2 separate regions of the Homo sapiens genome follow, and region 1 is linked to region 2. A link is an interaction called in ENCODE POLR2A ChIA-PET data of the cell type or tissue named here. Cell type or tissue: CD4-positive, alpha-beta T cell. All regions are shown on one strand. Each heading gives the region's core, and the rest is flanking DNA. Links, peaks and the distances in the headings are about the cores only.

Region 1 (2,500 bases), core at 1-2,500, 170 kb before region 2:
TCAGTGGATAAATGGATAAATAAAATATGGTGTATACCGTATATACACAATGAAATATCATTCAGGCGCAAAAGAGAAAGAAATCGTCTGCAACAACATGAACATAGAGGACATCATGTTAAATGAAGTAAGCCAGGCAAAGAAAGGCTAATACTACATGACCTCACTTAGATGTAGACTCTAAAAAAGTCAAACTTACAGAAGTAGAGAGTAGAATGGTGGTTACCAGGGGCTGGGGGTGGGGTTTGGAGAGATGTTGGTAAAAAGATACAAAATTTCAGTTAGCTAGGGGGAATACAGTATAAACATGGTGACTACAGTAAATAAATAGCTGAGAGTAGAACTGAGTTCTCACCACAGAAAATGTTAAGTATGTGAAGTATTGCATGTTACTTAGCTTGATTGAACCATTCCAATTTTAAAACATCATGTTGTATACCCTAAATATACGGAATTTTTGTCAAAAAATGCATATATAAAAAGAGATGCCTCACCAGCTTAATCATCTTTTTAAAAACAAAACAAAACAAAACAAAAAAAACAGCAGCCGGGTGCGGTGGCTCACACCTGTAATCCCAGCACTTTGAGAGGCTGAGGCGGGCGGATCATGAGGTCAGGAGATTGAGACTATTCTGGCTAACACGGTGAATCCCCATCTCTACTAAAAATACAAAAAAAAAAAAAAATTAGCCGGGTTTGATGGCACGTGCCTGTAGTCCCAGCTACTCAGGAGACTGAGGCAGGAGAATGGCGTGAACCCGGGAGGCGGAGCTTACAGTAAGCTGAGATTGTGCCACTGCACTCCAGCCTGGGTGACAGAGTGAGACTCAGTCTCAAAAAAAAAAAAAAACCAGCATCACTGTGTCTAGAATTCACAAGACAACCAGGAAATATCTTAAGCAACGACAGAAAAGGCAGAAATGTATGTCCCAACACTGAGCCCAGGCTCAGCACGGGGCAGAACAAGCCGAGCGACCTCCCACCTGGCATATCTTCACTTGGAAGGTGGGACGCACACCAACAGGTTTTGCTGGAATGATGCCCTCCTGCTTTGAGTAGGAGGATCCTTAACTCCAGGGCCATAACACATTGCACAACCAAGGGCTTGGCCTGGGCTTTGCCACTCACCCATGAGATTAACAGAGGAAGTAGTTTGTTGGTTTTGAGGTTTTCAAAAGGAGGAAGGATTTTGCGCCCAGTATGCTAACCTCCTTAGCTGCGCTCCGGAAAACAGCACTTAAAGGGTTGCCCAACTTGTGGGACTTGTCTCGACAGTAAACACCTCATAGAACATGCCTGGTTATGAGGGGGCACACCTGACAGGAAAGTCCAGGACTCACAGATGAGGGGCCTTGAAGAGCCACTGTGAATCACTGCTGTGTTATCACATACTGTGTGTAAGTGCATGGGTGTAAAATAAACACACACAGCCTGGAAACCTGTTTTATTCAGAGTATAAGCTCAGATGTCAACATCTTTCTCTGCCTAGATCTATCACTTACTTTACTTTCATTCTTACATCTAACTCCTGACCTCTTAATCCTCCTGAAGACATCACCAGAAATGTCTCATACTTCATGCCTGCGTTTAAGGTACAAAGTGTAGCTTTGGATAGGTTTTTAAAAGGTTCCTGTTTAGGTTATGCTCCAAAGGAAAGCCCATCTTGACACTTCCTCTCCCATAAGGATGAGCGTGAAGAGAGCCAAAGTTGGACGAGTCCAGGTTTAATCTCCTATCTCTGATGATTAAAAGACAAAATATTTATTTAAAACACGGCCAAACAGCCACTGACATCTGTGCAATTTTTGGTGGCTATGTTGGACTATTCATGGGGGTCAAATAAATAAAAATGGCCAAGCCTATGAGTAAACTTTTCCTCATGGTAAAGTTTCCCAAGATAATGTGCTAATTGAAATACACGCCAGCTGACCCTAGAAGTAGGGCCTATTTAGAAAATTTTAAAAGTACATATTTTTTATTTCCTCAGAAACACAGCCTTTTCTGTGTATAGATTCAGGCTCTCTCTGGATGGGGCAGAGAACCACAGGCTGAGGAGTATCAGCTGCCATCGCAGCACATAAGCACGTCTGTTACCATCAGGGTCCCCAGGTTAGAATAAGGAAATTGTCTTTCTACTTTTAAACATTCTGGGGCCTAAGAACATCTTCTTAGTCTCATTTATTTTCACTCCTTAGGTGTTGTCTGAAAATAATGAAAGTCAAACTTTTTCTGAGAATCAGTGGTTCTAATCCTTTTTTTTTTTTTTTTTTTGAGACGGAGTCTCGCCCAGTCGCCTAGGCTGGAGTGCAGTGGTGCCATCCTGGCTCTCTGTAACCTCTGCCTCCCACCTTCAAGCCATTCTCCTGCCTCAGCCTCCTGAGTAGCTGGGACTACAGGTGCACACCACTATGCCCAGCTAATTTTTTTTTTAATTTTTAGTAGAGACGGGGTTTCACCATGTTAGCCAGGCCGGTCTTGAACTCCTGACTTCAGGCGATCC
Region 2 (13,553 bases), core at 6,484-8,983:
TCAACGACTAATAAGTGTGAGTTATTATTGGTTTTAATGATAAAATACTACGTGTTAGGCACTGTTCTAAGCAGTTTACCTATATTGACTCACTTAATTCTCATAACAGCCCTGTTAGGTAGGCACAGTTACTCTTCCCAATTTGCAGATGAGGAGACTGAGGCACAGACACTTAAGTAACTTTCCTGCTGAGGAGCAGGTCTAGGATTTGAACCCAGATGGTCTGGCTGCCTGTTCTGTGTTGCTCACTACTGCTTCTCAGCCTTAAAGAAGTTTATCTCCGTGTGTCTCCCAACCACTGGGATCGTCTCAGGCGAGTGATGTTAGTAGCTCAGGTTAGTGTAGAGCTTGAGCCCTGGTCATTGGAAACTGCATCATTGTGTCCTGGCAGTGTGCTTTTCCCTCATCCCCTTGGGACCATGGCAGCCTCCTTCCTGGGTTCTACCATGCTCCTTCTCCTGGCTGCCAGTGCACAAGTCTGCCTCTCCCCACATCAGAACCAAGATCCAGTTTACCTTTGGTAGACATGTTTTATGTCCTGATTAGGATCTTTTGTAGCAGTTAGTGCTCTACAGTTGTTTTTATTTGTGTATCCTCTGTTTTTCTCTTCCCTTACCAAGTCATCTTCCTTTTCCAACTTTTTCCGTTCTCAACCTGTCTCAATATCAGTTTTAGTAATATAGGTGGAACCTATCTTACATCAAGCAATTTTAAAATTGGCATTTTTATAGCATTTTAATAAGCAAAACTTGCTAAAGCATATCTCATCAATAATTTAGCATTTTTGAAGTGTGCTTTGTGAAATGGTACTATGAGGAGCTCCTGAAGTTTTAACCCTCATTTAAATTATGAGTGTAAATGAGAATTATAAAGTAATCCTTATTTAAATCATGATTTTCCCCCCAGATTTTTCCCTAAGGCTTTCTAAGTTACATTGCCATTGTTTCAGTCATTTCCCAGAATTTAGTCCCTTCAGTGGACGTGATACAATGGGAAGAGCATGACACTAATCTTTGGAAAGGGTTCTGTAGCCAAGTTAGGTTGGGAATGTTGTTGGCCATATTGTTTTTTGACATTGACGATGCAGATTAACACTTCAAAGATCCTTTGCAGCCGTACAACAGAGAAATCTGTTTGACTTTATTAACTCTGTTTCTAAGATTTATTGGGGGACATAAAATATAGGGAAAAAAACATAAATTTCCATTTCATTATACTGCCCAGATTTGATCATTATTTCTATATTGCTCTTGTATAAATTTTTTTCTCCTTTATGTGTGCATATAAATACACATTTTTAAAGGAAAGGTCAGCCTATCTACAGTTTCATATTCTGCTTTTTTCATTTACTCTTCTTGAATGAATTCACTCCATGTCATTAAGTAATCTTCAAAGCCAACTTTTACCATTATCTTTGTTTTGCCTTATTACAAAACTGAAACATGCTGAAAAAGTTCAAAAATTATACAAATATTTTATGTAGTGTAGAAGGGATTAGTCCCACATAATGATTCCCACGCCCACGTAACCATTGTTGGTAGTCTAGTGGTCATTCTTTTAGACTTTTTCTGTGTACCTGCTTATCTATGCATTCTTTTTTTTTCTGACGCATGTATATACATATACATATACCTATACATTTGATTTTATACAGAAATGGCATTCAAATACACATTTGATGTTCTTCCAACATCTCAGATATTAAAAAACGTGAGTTAGAATGATTATAACTTTTTTTTTCAATTTTTTTTTTTTATTTAAGATGGGATTTCGCCATTTGGGCCAGGCTGGTCTCGAACTCCTAACCTCAGGTGATCTGCCTTTCTTGGCCTCCCAAGTTGCTGGGATTATAGGCATGAGCCACCACGCCCTATCCATAACTTTTTTTTTGTTTTTTTTGAGACAAGGTCTTGCTCTGTCGTCCAGCCTGGAGTGCAATGGTGTGATCTCGGCTTACTGCAACTGCTGCCTCCCGGGTTCAAGTGATTCTCCTGCCTCAGCCTCCCGAGTAGTTGGGATTACAGGCACCTGCCATCATGCCCAGCTAATTTTTGTATTTTTGTAGAGACAGGGTTTTACCATGTTGGCCAGGCTGGTCTTGAACTTCTGACCTCAGGTGATCCGCACGACTCAGCCTCCCAGAGTGCTGGGATTACAGGCATTAGTCACTGCACCCGGTCGATTATAACATTTTATCGTACTAAAATAAGTTTTTTTTGCAGTATTTTCCCGTTAGAAACACTTAGAACATCTTTGTAACTAAGTTATTGATTGCATCTTTAACCCCATTTTAAAGAAATAATCATAAATGTTGAATTATAGAATCAAAAGATAAGAATATTTTATTTTATTTTATTGTAGACAGAGTCTTGCTTTGTCGCTCAGGCTGGAGTATAGTGGCGTGATCTCAGCTCACTGCAAGCTCTGCCTCCCAGGTTCAAGCGATTCTCCTGTCTCAGCCTTCTAGTAGCTGGGATTACAGGTGTGCACCACCACACCTGGCTAATTTTTGTATTTTTAATAGAGATGGGGTTTCACCATGTTGGCCAGGCTGGTCTCGAACTCCCAACCTCAAGTGATCTGCCTGCCTCATCCTCCCAAAGTGCTGGGATTACAGGCGTGAGCCACCGCACCTGGCCTGATTGTGTATTTATTGTAGAGCCAGGGTTAGAACTTAGGTCAGAAAACCTGTCCTGCTGTTTCTTCAATCTTGTATCATTTTTTGCCTTGGCATCTTTGGTTTGTTTTTTTTTTTTTTTTTCCTGGAATCCCTCCTGGAGTAAATTTTTTTCGTGTAAGGACACGAGTGGTGAACTTCTGGATCTTGCTTGGCCGTTCTTGTGCAGTCCTGAATGACTGGATTCCTAAGTACCTAGTGTGGGTTTCCTCTTTGTTTGTGGGTACAGCCTTTTCCCGCAAGAGGCTCAAACTTGAAATGGCAGGGCTGACTCTAGGTTCTCTTCTAGTATGCAAGGAATATGAATAGGCTGGTTTGCATATAGGTTGCAGAGGTGGGGAGTAGGTGGTGGTGGGGGAAGCAGGACTGTGAGAACCCCCTGCAGTCGTCAAAGGGTGGCTCATTGCTTTCTGTGGCTTTTACTCCTGAGTGAAGCTGCCTTTCTTATTACCCTCCTTGTCCGTTCCCCGTCACCTGTGCTGTGATCTGGTTTGGAAGTTTGAAGTTACCCCAAGCTCTCTTCTACTTTTTTGCAGACCTCCAACCCCCTCATTGTTCTCCTTAAGCAGATTGTCCCCCACCCCACCCTTTTTGGAGAGTTTCTAGGATTTTATTTTGGGGGAATAAATAAATTTCTTTCCAACTGGGATGGTGGTGAAAAGGCTGTTTGTAGACTGTGGGTGGGGAAGGGTTTGAGGCCCCACTGCTGTCATGCTTGTTCGGTGGCATTTGCACCACTGGAGATGATTTTAGACAGGGTGTCAGCCCAGCAGTAAACATCATTGAAATAGAAGTCAGGTCATGACTCCCTTTTCAGTTCTTTTCTTTTTGTTTTTTTTTTTTCTTGGGGGATATGACCTTTATTGAGCTTATCCACCACAGTGGAAATAATGTCTGTACAAAGCCAAATGTTTGTTACTATAACTTCTGCATTACAATTAAAATCCAAACAGTTTTTTAAAAACAGTCAGCTCAATCAAAGCCCAGTACTTCAGAATCAATAGCTTCCTTGAAGCCACAGTATCACTTAAATATGGTTAAGACTCAAATGCAGAAATTTGGTTGGAAAGCTAATTAAACTTCCAACTTGCCCAAATAGAATTACAAAAAGACAAAATTGTGTTTTTCACAGAAATATAGTCCACTGGCATCACCAACACTGGACAGCTGTTCTTTTATTTAGAGTCCTGAGATAACAAGGAATCCAGGCATACATTAGACAGTCTTCTGTTGTCCTTTCTTCCCAATCAGAGATTTGTGGATGTGTGGAATGACACCACCACCAGCAATTGTAGCCTTGATGAGAATCCAATTCTTCATCTGCACGAATAGCAAGTTGCAAGTGACGAGGGGTAATATACACTTTACCTTTAAGTCTTTTGATGCATTTCCTGCCAGTTCAAGTCCCTCTGCGGTGAGGTACTCCAGGATGGCTGCGCTGTACACAGCGGCAGTTGCACCCACATGTCTGTGACCCGTCGTCCTAGATTTCAGGTGTTGATGAATACAGCCCTCTGGGAACTGCAAGCCGGCTCTCTGCGAGCGGGAAACCGCCTTTGTCTTGGCCTTTCCGGAGTCCTTCCCAGCCTTACCGTCAGCCATTTCGAGTTCTGCTGAAGCTCAAGCAAGGCAGAGAAAGGGCTAATCAGACCCGTGGTGAGATCCCACCATCTACTCCTTCATCGCACCGTGATTCAAACTGCCCTTTTCAGTTCTTACTATTCCTGATCGGATCAAAGAGAAAATCTTGATGTGGTGCTAGTCTGAAAGACCTCTCTAATAAAGGCTATTTTCCTATTGTAACAAAAAGAGCAGGAAGTAATATTAGTCTTTAATAACTTTGTTTTGTTATAGGTTGGTGCAAAAGTAATTGCGGTTTTTGCCATTAAAGGTAAAATGGCAATTACTTTTGTACCAACCTATATTTGTGTGTGTGTGTGTGTGTGTGTGTGTGTGTATTTTTGAGACACAGTCTCACTCTGACGCCTCAGCTGGAGTGCAGTGGTGCAATCTCGGCTCACTGCAACCTCTGCCTCCCTGGTTCAAGGGGTTCTCATTCCTCAGCCTCCGAAGTAGTAGCTAGGATTATAGATGCCCGCCACCACACCTGGCTAATTTTTGTATTTTTAGTAGAAACAGGTTTTCACCATGTTGGCCAGGCTGGTCTCAAACTCCTGAACTCAGGTGATCCGCTCACCTTGGCCTCCCAAAGTGCTGGGATTACAGGTGTGAGCCACCGTGCCCGGCCCAGTGTGTTTATTTTTATAGTTACCACCTATTAATGAGAAAGCAACACTTGTTTTCCATTTACCGTAGTGATATCAAATTTCGTTTAAAATATTTATGTAAATCATAGGTGATTTAAAGAAAAATATTAATAACAGGATCAGGGCAGGCAGAAACTGGTGCTGTAGTGGTAATGCCTGCAGTTTGAGAAATGCCCTCAATTCTCCCGAAGATTGTTCATATTCCTCCCCAGGTCTTGGTATTTGTTGATTCTTTCTCTGGACTCAGTTGAAAGGACACATTTCGCTGGTGTTTTGAGGGTTCTTTTATTTTGAAACAACTTTGGAAGGGCGGGAACGTGGACAGGTGTCCTGGGTCTGCTGTCTTAGACTGGAATTTTACCTGGTGGTCTTCTTGGTTTTGTCGTTTTTGTTGGACTCTTTTCTTTTTTCTTTTTTTTTTTTTGAGACGAAGTCTTGCCCTTGTCCCCCAGGCTGGAGTGCAGTGGTGCGATCTTGGCTCACTGCAAACTCTGCCTCTTGGGTTCAAGTGATTCTCCTGCCTCAGCCTCCCGAGTAGCTGGGATTACAGGCGCCTGCCACCATGACCGGCTAATTTTTGTATTTTTAGTAGAAACGGGGTTTCACCATGTTGGCCAGGCTGGTCTCGAACACCTGACCTTGGGTGATCTGCCTGCCTCGGCCTCCCAAAGTGCTGGGATCACAGGCGTGAGCCACGGCGCCTGGCCTCTTTCCTCGTTTTCGAATTAATTTTAGTGTTTGGGGTTTTAGTGGGGCTTGTTCCCCACTTCAGCTAGGCCGTTGCTCAGCGTCAGTGGCTGGAGATGTTGGCAGAGTCAGTCCCTCCATCCATTAGGTGCTGAAGGGCCACTCAGAAGCCCAAACTTGCAAGGGTTTTTCTGCTCGGATCTCTTACGCTTTTCTCCCAGGGAGAGGTCCCGTGGCTCATCAGAGCTTTAAAAACCAGACTTGGGTTTCTCCACCATGCAGGCGTGTGTTCTGCCTGCCCTCTTTCTCCAACCCAGACCCACGTAGGCTATGCTGAAACTCTGTGGAGGCAGACCCTCTTGTGTGGCCTGGGGACGTTCCAGCACCATCTTTGTAGCTCGGGCAGCCTTACTTGTCACCCTGTTTGGTTGAGTCCGACTTCTTGGGTCCTTGAACACAGGGAGGCACCCCGGCTTGGGGCCAGCTGTTACCCGCGCTCGCCCTGGCATGCAGCCCTCTGGTGTCTCAGCTGCGCTGATGGGTGCCCACCCCGCGGTGCTTCTCCAGGCCCCAGGCGTTTCCTTTGGTCTCTGTGGAGGTTGTGGGGGGCAGGTTGGAGAGGAGAGTTACTTGCCAGCACTTTAAAATTGGCTTATTTCAGACCTAAATTCAAGGTGTCTGTGATGTCCTGAGGCGGATGATCTGGCAGCCTCAGGGCCGAGTTGTTAGGTGGGTGGCAGCGTCCACCGAGCTCGTGCCCACCTTCTTGCCATCGACTCCCCCATTTCACTGCCTGCCTGGCCTCTGTAGGCACTTGAATTTACAACACGTTTTCTTGCCACTAACCACGCATTTCCCCACTTGAAAAGTATTATTTCTTCTCTCTTACAGTTTATCACATGGTCCAGAACTTTCTGTAAGCGTCCTGATTTACTTTATTTAGAGTTATTCCAACTGTTAACTGATTTATCCCATATTTGTGTGTTACAGTCATAATTTTTTAAACTTATTTTGGCTTTTAAAATTATTATTTCATTATAATTACATTTCTTGTCTAATTAGTACTTTTAGTAATTACTGCTTTTTACATTTAATCATAGTGTTAATGTTTGTATAAAATCTCCCTAAGAAGTATAAACCCAACTGGTGGCCACCACAGTGGTGGGACCAAAATGAACATTTAGGTGCCCAGTGCCTTTGCTGACTTGCAGATTTGAAACACTTTTCTCTGGCATGCAGGCCTCTGTGTTTGGTGCTGTTTCAGGACTAGGATTTTAAATTTTACAGCTCACTCTTTCCTCCCCTCTAATTCACACTGTTTAAGTATTTTAGATGTGGAGCACATTTTTTGTATCTAGAGGGTAAGTCCTTCTCTTTCCTGACCTTTTTTTTTTTTTCCCTGGAAACTTCTTAGCACTTTCTCCTGCTTATTTTCCTGATAAACTGTATAACTCTTGCTTCGATAACAAGTGTTTATTGGCTGCTGTCCTGAGCCAGGCACTCTGCCCGGTTGTCTGGGGACCTGTATGAGGAGCGGTCAGTGTGGCAGGTGTCCAGTGTCATTGAATTCTCCTCAATGCATTAGGGACAGGAGCTGATTGATGGATGGCTTCCAGTGTTTTACTTCTAAACACTGTAGGGAAACAGCTGTAACAAAAATAAACCTGGAACCTTTTGATCCCTGGACAGTCTTTGTTGAGACGATCACCAGGAGGCACTCATTCCTCCTTAACGTGGTCACCGAATCTAAGTTTCATTAAGTTTTCTTTTAGGAAGTCCAGAGACTTGAGGAATAAATCATAGTGGAAGTGCAAGGTGTCTCTTGCAAGGCATGGGTTTACTGTGCTTTTGTGGATTTCTGCCCTTAGTTTTGGTTTAGCTCCTTTCTGATGAAAAACTTTATGAGAAAGTTACTTTATGAGACACCAAGTCACCCCATTCTTGTGAGAACCCTGAGAAGTTTACCAAATAGTTAAGTAGTCAGACATAGGAAAACCAATGTTGTGGTAGGATATGGCGGCTCCTCCTCTCAAGGGTGTGAACCATACAGGGCTTTTTGATGTGTGTATTTTTACATGCGTGACTTGTGGAGGCAGGCAGAGTTTCTGGGTTGCTCCCCTACCTGTCTGTCTTCAGCTAGAATGCTTCTGTAACAGCCCACAGGACTAAGCTTTGCAAGGCCTGTGGTTAGTGTCTCCAGTACCCAAAAGATACATATTTTTATTCAGTTAAAATTGGCCATTTTAACCATTTAAAAATGTTCACTTATTGACTTCCAGTACATTTACATTGTTGTGCAATTAACAGCAACCACAATTTAATTGCAGAACATTTTATCACGCCAGAAAGAAACGGAGTGCCCATTAAGCCAGGCTTGTCCACCCTGCAGCCCATGGGCCATATGCGACCCAAGACAGCTTTGAATGCAGCCCAACACAAATTTGTAAACTTTCTTAAAACATTCTGAGATTTTTTTCAATTTTTTTAAGCTTATCAACTATTGTTAGTGTTAGTGTACTTTATGTGTGGCCCAAGATAATTCTTCTTTTCCAGTGTGGCCCAGGGAAACCAAAAGATTAGACATCCCTGTATTAAGCCGTCATGCCCTATTACCTTCTCCCAACTGTCCCTGACAAACACTAATCTGCTTTCAGTCTGTATGGATTTTTAAATTCTGGACATTTCATATAAGTGGAGTCATATAGTACATAACTTTATATGACTGGCTTTTTTTCACTTAGCATAATGTTTTTGAGGTTCATCTATGTTGTAGCATGTATCAGGATCCATTCCTCTTATGACTGAATAATATTCTATTGTATGGATATACATTTTGTTCATTTGTTGATGGACATTGGTTTGTATCCACTTTTTGTGTTATGATAATGCTACTATGAACATTTGTATGTAGGTTTTTGTGGAAAAAAAAATCCTGTGTTTTCAGTTTTCTTGGGTATATTCCTCAGAGTGGAATTGCTAGGTCATGTCATAATTCTGTGCTTGACGTTTTGTGGAACCAAAAAGATATATCTTAAGTATTAAAATAGTACACATATAAAGTTATCATAGTTCCTTCTTATATATTAGAAAGAAATGGTTTCTTTATAGTCAGGCAGAACCAAGTTCAAATCCCAGCCCCTCTACTAACTAGCTGTGACCTTCAGTGAGTTATTTAGCCTTTCTTAGTTTATTTCTTCACCTAGAGAATGCTGATAATTAATTCGTGCTTCAGGGCTATTATAGTAATTCACTGAGATGGTATTACATGTAAAGTGCTTTTATTAGCACAGTGCCTGGCATAAAATAATCCACATATACTGTAATATTTATTTTAGGATAATACGTAGTCACCCAAGCCTGATTAGTATTTATTGCCTCAAAGAAATGACTATGTACTTAGGTCAAACCAAAGAGAAATCAGACCCAAAAGGAATTCTTAAACTTTATATTTTTATATTATCTTTGCCAGAGAGGTATTTTGCATTTTTACTTTTAGATTAATGCGTTGTCTGTTATTCTCAAAATTTGTAGCATCCCTGTTTTCAAAGGTAAAAGGATCTCCTGCAGAGAAGTGACTTTTTCTTAACCTTCTGTTTGATCTCTGCTTGGGTTCTGTGCGTATGAACCACTTCCTGGCTCTGCTCACAGAGAGGCCGAAGATTACTAGTGACTTGCCCCATCTCAGTGCATAAGGATTCACCATATGGATCTTTTTCTTGAATTAGTAACTAGTTACAAATTATTTTTTCTAATTGTCAAAATCGATTTTTTTTTGGTAAAAAATTAAGATCTCCCATGAACAGACCAGAGATTATCTCTGTTAATATTTTGGTAGATGCTTTTTTAAAAAAAGTATTTATATATTATTTTTGTATAATAATACCACTAGAATATTTTGCGCTTACTATTTAGGAACATCTTTCCAAGGTACAAAATATTTTTCTACAACCTATTGCTTAATGTTGAATATTATCCCATTTTTATGGATAGAACATAATTTACCCATTTCCCAATTAGATATTCATATTGTTTCTGGTCTTTTCACTATTATAAACAGTGCTGCGATGAACATTGTTGTAGCAGAATCTTTGTGCACATTTATGATAATTACTTTGGGCTAAATTCCTAGAAATGGATTTCTTGGATCTGTGTTGCAACCTCCACAAACTGCAGTCTTTTTATATTTCGTTCACAATTACATTTACTTTTGTTACACAGGGCACTACTTTGATTTCTATTAGTGCTGTTTGTGATTGTGTATGTCTTTCACTTGAAATCCACCATGAAGGTGAAAATTTGTTTGAACCGTGGCACTATATGGCAGTGCAGTGTAGTCAGTTGTGTTTGTAGTCCGGATTATCAGAGCTTGAATTCTGGTTCTGCTGCTCACTAGCTTCTTCTTGCACACTGTTTCAGTGTACTCAGCCTCACCTTTTATTTTATTTCTACAGAGTCCCATTTGGTGTGTAAGCTGGTTTTTTGTTCCTATTTCTGTGTTCCTCCCATGGGGCTTCTTTTCTATGGCCACTCTAGACCATTGAGGATGGAAGCTGATGGATAAAAATGCTGCCCTGTTCCACCTGGGATGGTAGTTGAGACACATTCACAAGGCTTCTCGGAAAGTCCTGCAGGTTCCAGCACCTGTCAGAAACATCTGTCACTCATGGTGATCGCCTACTTGACAGTGCCCTTCTTTGGACTCTTCCTCTGTTTCGCTCCCCGTGTCCTTCACTACTGCTCCCTGGGATCACATTCCAAAATAAAGTCCCTGCCTGGAAGCCTTTGTCTCACCTTTTACTCTTAGAGGAACCCCGGCTAAGACATTTTCTAGTCATGGATAGGTAATGTACTCTCCGAGTCACAGTTTTGTCTTCTGTATAAATCTGAGAAGAGTGATGTCTGCCTCATAGGGTTATTTTGAGGTTTAAACCGTGTAAGTAATTCATTCACCACATAGTTACTGAAAGGCAACTGTGTGCTAAGTGGTGGCATTCTGGCTATGGGGATATGGCAGTGAGCAAGACAACTAGGACCCTGTCTTCACAGGGTTTACATTCTGATGAAGGAGACGGACAAAGAAGCAAACAAAGAATTTCAAGTAGTAAAGAATGCCACAGAGTAAATTAACCAGGATGATGCACTCAAAAGCAAAAAATCACGATGGAAGGCCACTCTGAGGAGGTGCTCTTAGAAATGAGGACTCAATGGTGAGAATAAGCTGGACGTGGGAAGAACATTTTGGGTAGAGAGAGTAACAGGCACATAGGCCCTGTAGTGGGAGTGGCAGGAGCAAAGTAGCACACATAAAGTGTGATGCTAATACCTCCACTTCCTAAGTGCTTAATAAATGTTGGTTGGTATTAGTAGTTACTAGTTGGTTATATTAGTAATTAATAATTGAGGTTAGATCAAAGGGGTAGCCCATTGGTAATTACATAGCAGTAAGTGGTCAGTTTAGCCTTATGGATTGATGACAAATTGGTTTCATAGAATAAGCAGTAATTGGGCAGGATGAGAATGGTTTCATAGTATACTTTAACTTGTTGATATGGTAAATTACATTGATTTGCTTTGCATTCCCAGGATAAGCATTATTTGGTCATGATGTATTCTTTTTATATAATGCTAGGTTTGATTTACTGATGTTTTGTTGAGAATTTTGCATCTGTTAATACGTTCATAAAGTATATTGGTCTATTTTTTGCCTTTTAATATCTTTGCATGGCTTTGCTAACAGTGTAACACTGGCTTCATAACATGAGTTGGAAAGTGTTCTCTATTTTTCTGTGTTGTAACAGAGTTTGTATAGAATTGGTATTTAAATGCTTGGTAGAATTCTCCCCTGAAGCCATCAGACTTGGAGTTTTCTTTGTTGGAAGTCTTTTAACTATAAATTCAATTTCATAATATCTGTAGGACTATTTAAGTTACCCATTTCTTCTTGAATGAGCTTTGGTAGGTTGTGTCTTCCAAGGAGTTTGCCTGTTTCATCTAAGTTATCAAATTTATGGGCGTAAAGTATTTCCTAACATTCCCTTTCAAAAAAAAATTTAGTTGTGATAAGACATTTTAGTAGTGATAAGAAATACATAACATAAAACTTACTGTTTTAACTATTTTTAAGTGTACAGTTCAGTGACATTAAGTACATTCACATTGTTGTGCAACTTCTTACTATCCTTTTAATGTCTCTGGGGTCAGTAGTGATGCCTCCTCTTTATTCCTGATACTGATAATTGTGTCTTCTCTCTTTTTGTCCTGATCATTTCTGCTAGAAGTGTATCAGTTTTATTGATCTCAAGAACCAGCTTTGAGTTTCATTGATTTGTCTCTATTATAGTTTGTTTTTTCCATTTCATTGATTTCTACTCTTAATTATTTCTTTATATCTGCTTGCTTAGGTTTTAATTTGCTCTTCTTTCTCTTTTTCTGTTTTTTTTTTTTTTTTTTTTTTTTAAGATTGTAACCTACACCATTATGTGAGACCTTTTTTCTTCCTAATATAAGCATTTTTATGCTACATTTTCCCCTCTAAGCATTGCTCTATCTGCAGTCCACAAATTTTGCTTGGTTGTGCTTCATTTTTTTATTCTGTTTTAAATATACTCTAATTTCCTTTGTGACTTCCTCTTTGACCCAGATATTGTTTAGAAATGTGTTGTTGAGTTTTCACATATTTGGGGGATTTTCCATCTTTCTGCTGTTGGCTTCTGATTTTTTTGTGGCCAAGGAACATGCTTTATATGATTTTAATTCCTTTAAATTTTTTTGAGGACTCTTTTATGCCCAGAATATAGTCTATTTTGGTGAATGCTCCATATGCACTTGAAAAAATGTGTAACTTGCCGTTGTTGGGTGGAGTGTTCTATAAATGTCAATCAGGCCAAATTGGTTGATAATGTTTTTCAGGTCTTGTGTATCCTTACTGATTTTACTGGTCAGCTTGGGCTGCCATAACAAAATACCACAGACTGGGTGGCTTAAGGAACAGAAATTAATTTTCTTACAGACCCAGAAGCTAGAAGTCCAAGCTCAGGGTTTTGGCGGGTTTGGTTTCTCCTGGGGCCTTGCAGGAGCCTGCTGGCTTCTAGCTGTGTCATCACATGGTCTTTCCTTTGTGTGTGCAAGCATCCCTGGGTCCCTCCCTTTTCTTAAAAGACATGTCACATTGAATTAGGGCTCCATCTATCCTTATGACCTCACTTAACCTTAATTACCTCTTTAAAGGGCCTATCTCCAAACTTAGTCAGCATAGAGCTTCAACATACAAATTTTAGGAGGAAACGTTCAGTCCATAACAGTGATTTTCTGTTTGCTTGTATTATCGATTACTGTGAGAAGAGTGCTGAATTCTCCAACTATATTTGTGGATTTATCTACGTCCCATTTCAGTTCTATTAATTTTTGCTTCATTGAAATCCTTTCTCAGCTCTCAGATTCTATGATTCACTGTGCACCTCCCACCCAATGTTTTAATTATGAAAAATTTCAAACATGCCACAAAGTAGAAAGAGGGGTACACTGAACACCCATATACCCACCACCTAGATTCTACACAATTAACATTTTACTATGTTGGCTTTAGCAAATATCAATCCCTTTATTTATTTGATCAGTACCATATGATTTTTAAAAATGCATTTCAAAGTAGATTATAGTCACATTTTCTCTAAACACTTAAATGTGCATTGTTATTCCCTAGAGTTTAATAATAACTATTTAAAGGTTTTTGAGTTAAAATTTTTACGTAGTAAAAGTACAAATCTTGAGTTGATGAGCGAATCTTGTTGTCTATAATGATACTATATACTTATCCTGTGATGTGCAACTGTTTGGATATTTGTGTATTATTGCTTTCCACATAGGTTTCTGAGATGTGATTTTTGCTCATTTTGAGAGGAATACTTAATGGTAATTATCAG

The links. Peaks named below come from ENCODE experiments on the same cell type or tissue, not always from the same donor. Only the 100,000 strongest peaks of a DNase experiment are listed, where the experiment ranks them.
Region 1: POLR2A ChIA-PET joins it to region 2 with 9 read pairs; 8 of 35 experiments call an interaction of 5 or more read pairs at or near these places.

The regions. Positions count from the first base shown.
Region 1 is chr13:99,045,266-99,047,765 of GRCh38, forward strand. It overlaps a transcript of DOCK9 not described here. Among named protein-coding and RNA genes, the nearest start is that of DOCK9-DT, 40 kb to the right of the region's middle. In CD4-positive, alpha-beta T cell, for the core only: no CTCF peak of the experiment used is centred there; a DNase peak (open chromatin) is centred at 1,186; H3K4me3 peaks cover 1,126 bases; H3K27ac peaks cover 2,408 bases.
Region 2 is chr13:99,211,480-99,225,032 of GRCh38, forward strand. All of the region lies in intron 1 of UBAC2 (UBA domain containing 2), which reads left to right. It also overlaps the pseudogene H2AZP3. Among named protein-coding and RNA genes, the nearest start is that of UBAC2, 17 kb to the left of the region's middle. In CD4-positive, alpha-beta T cell, for the core only: no CTCF peak of the experiment used is centred there; a DNase peak (open chromatin) is centred at 7,702; H3K4me3 peaks cover 1,846 bases; H3K27ac peaks cover 2,313 bases.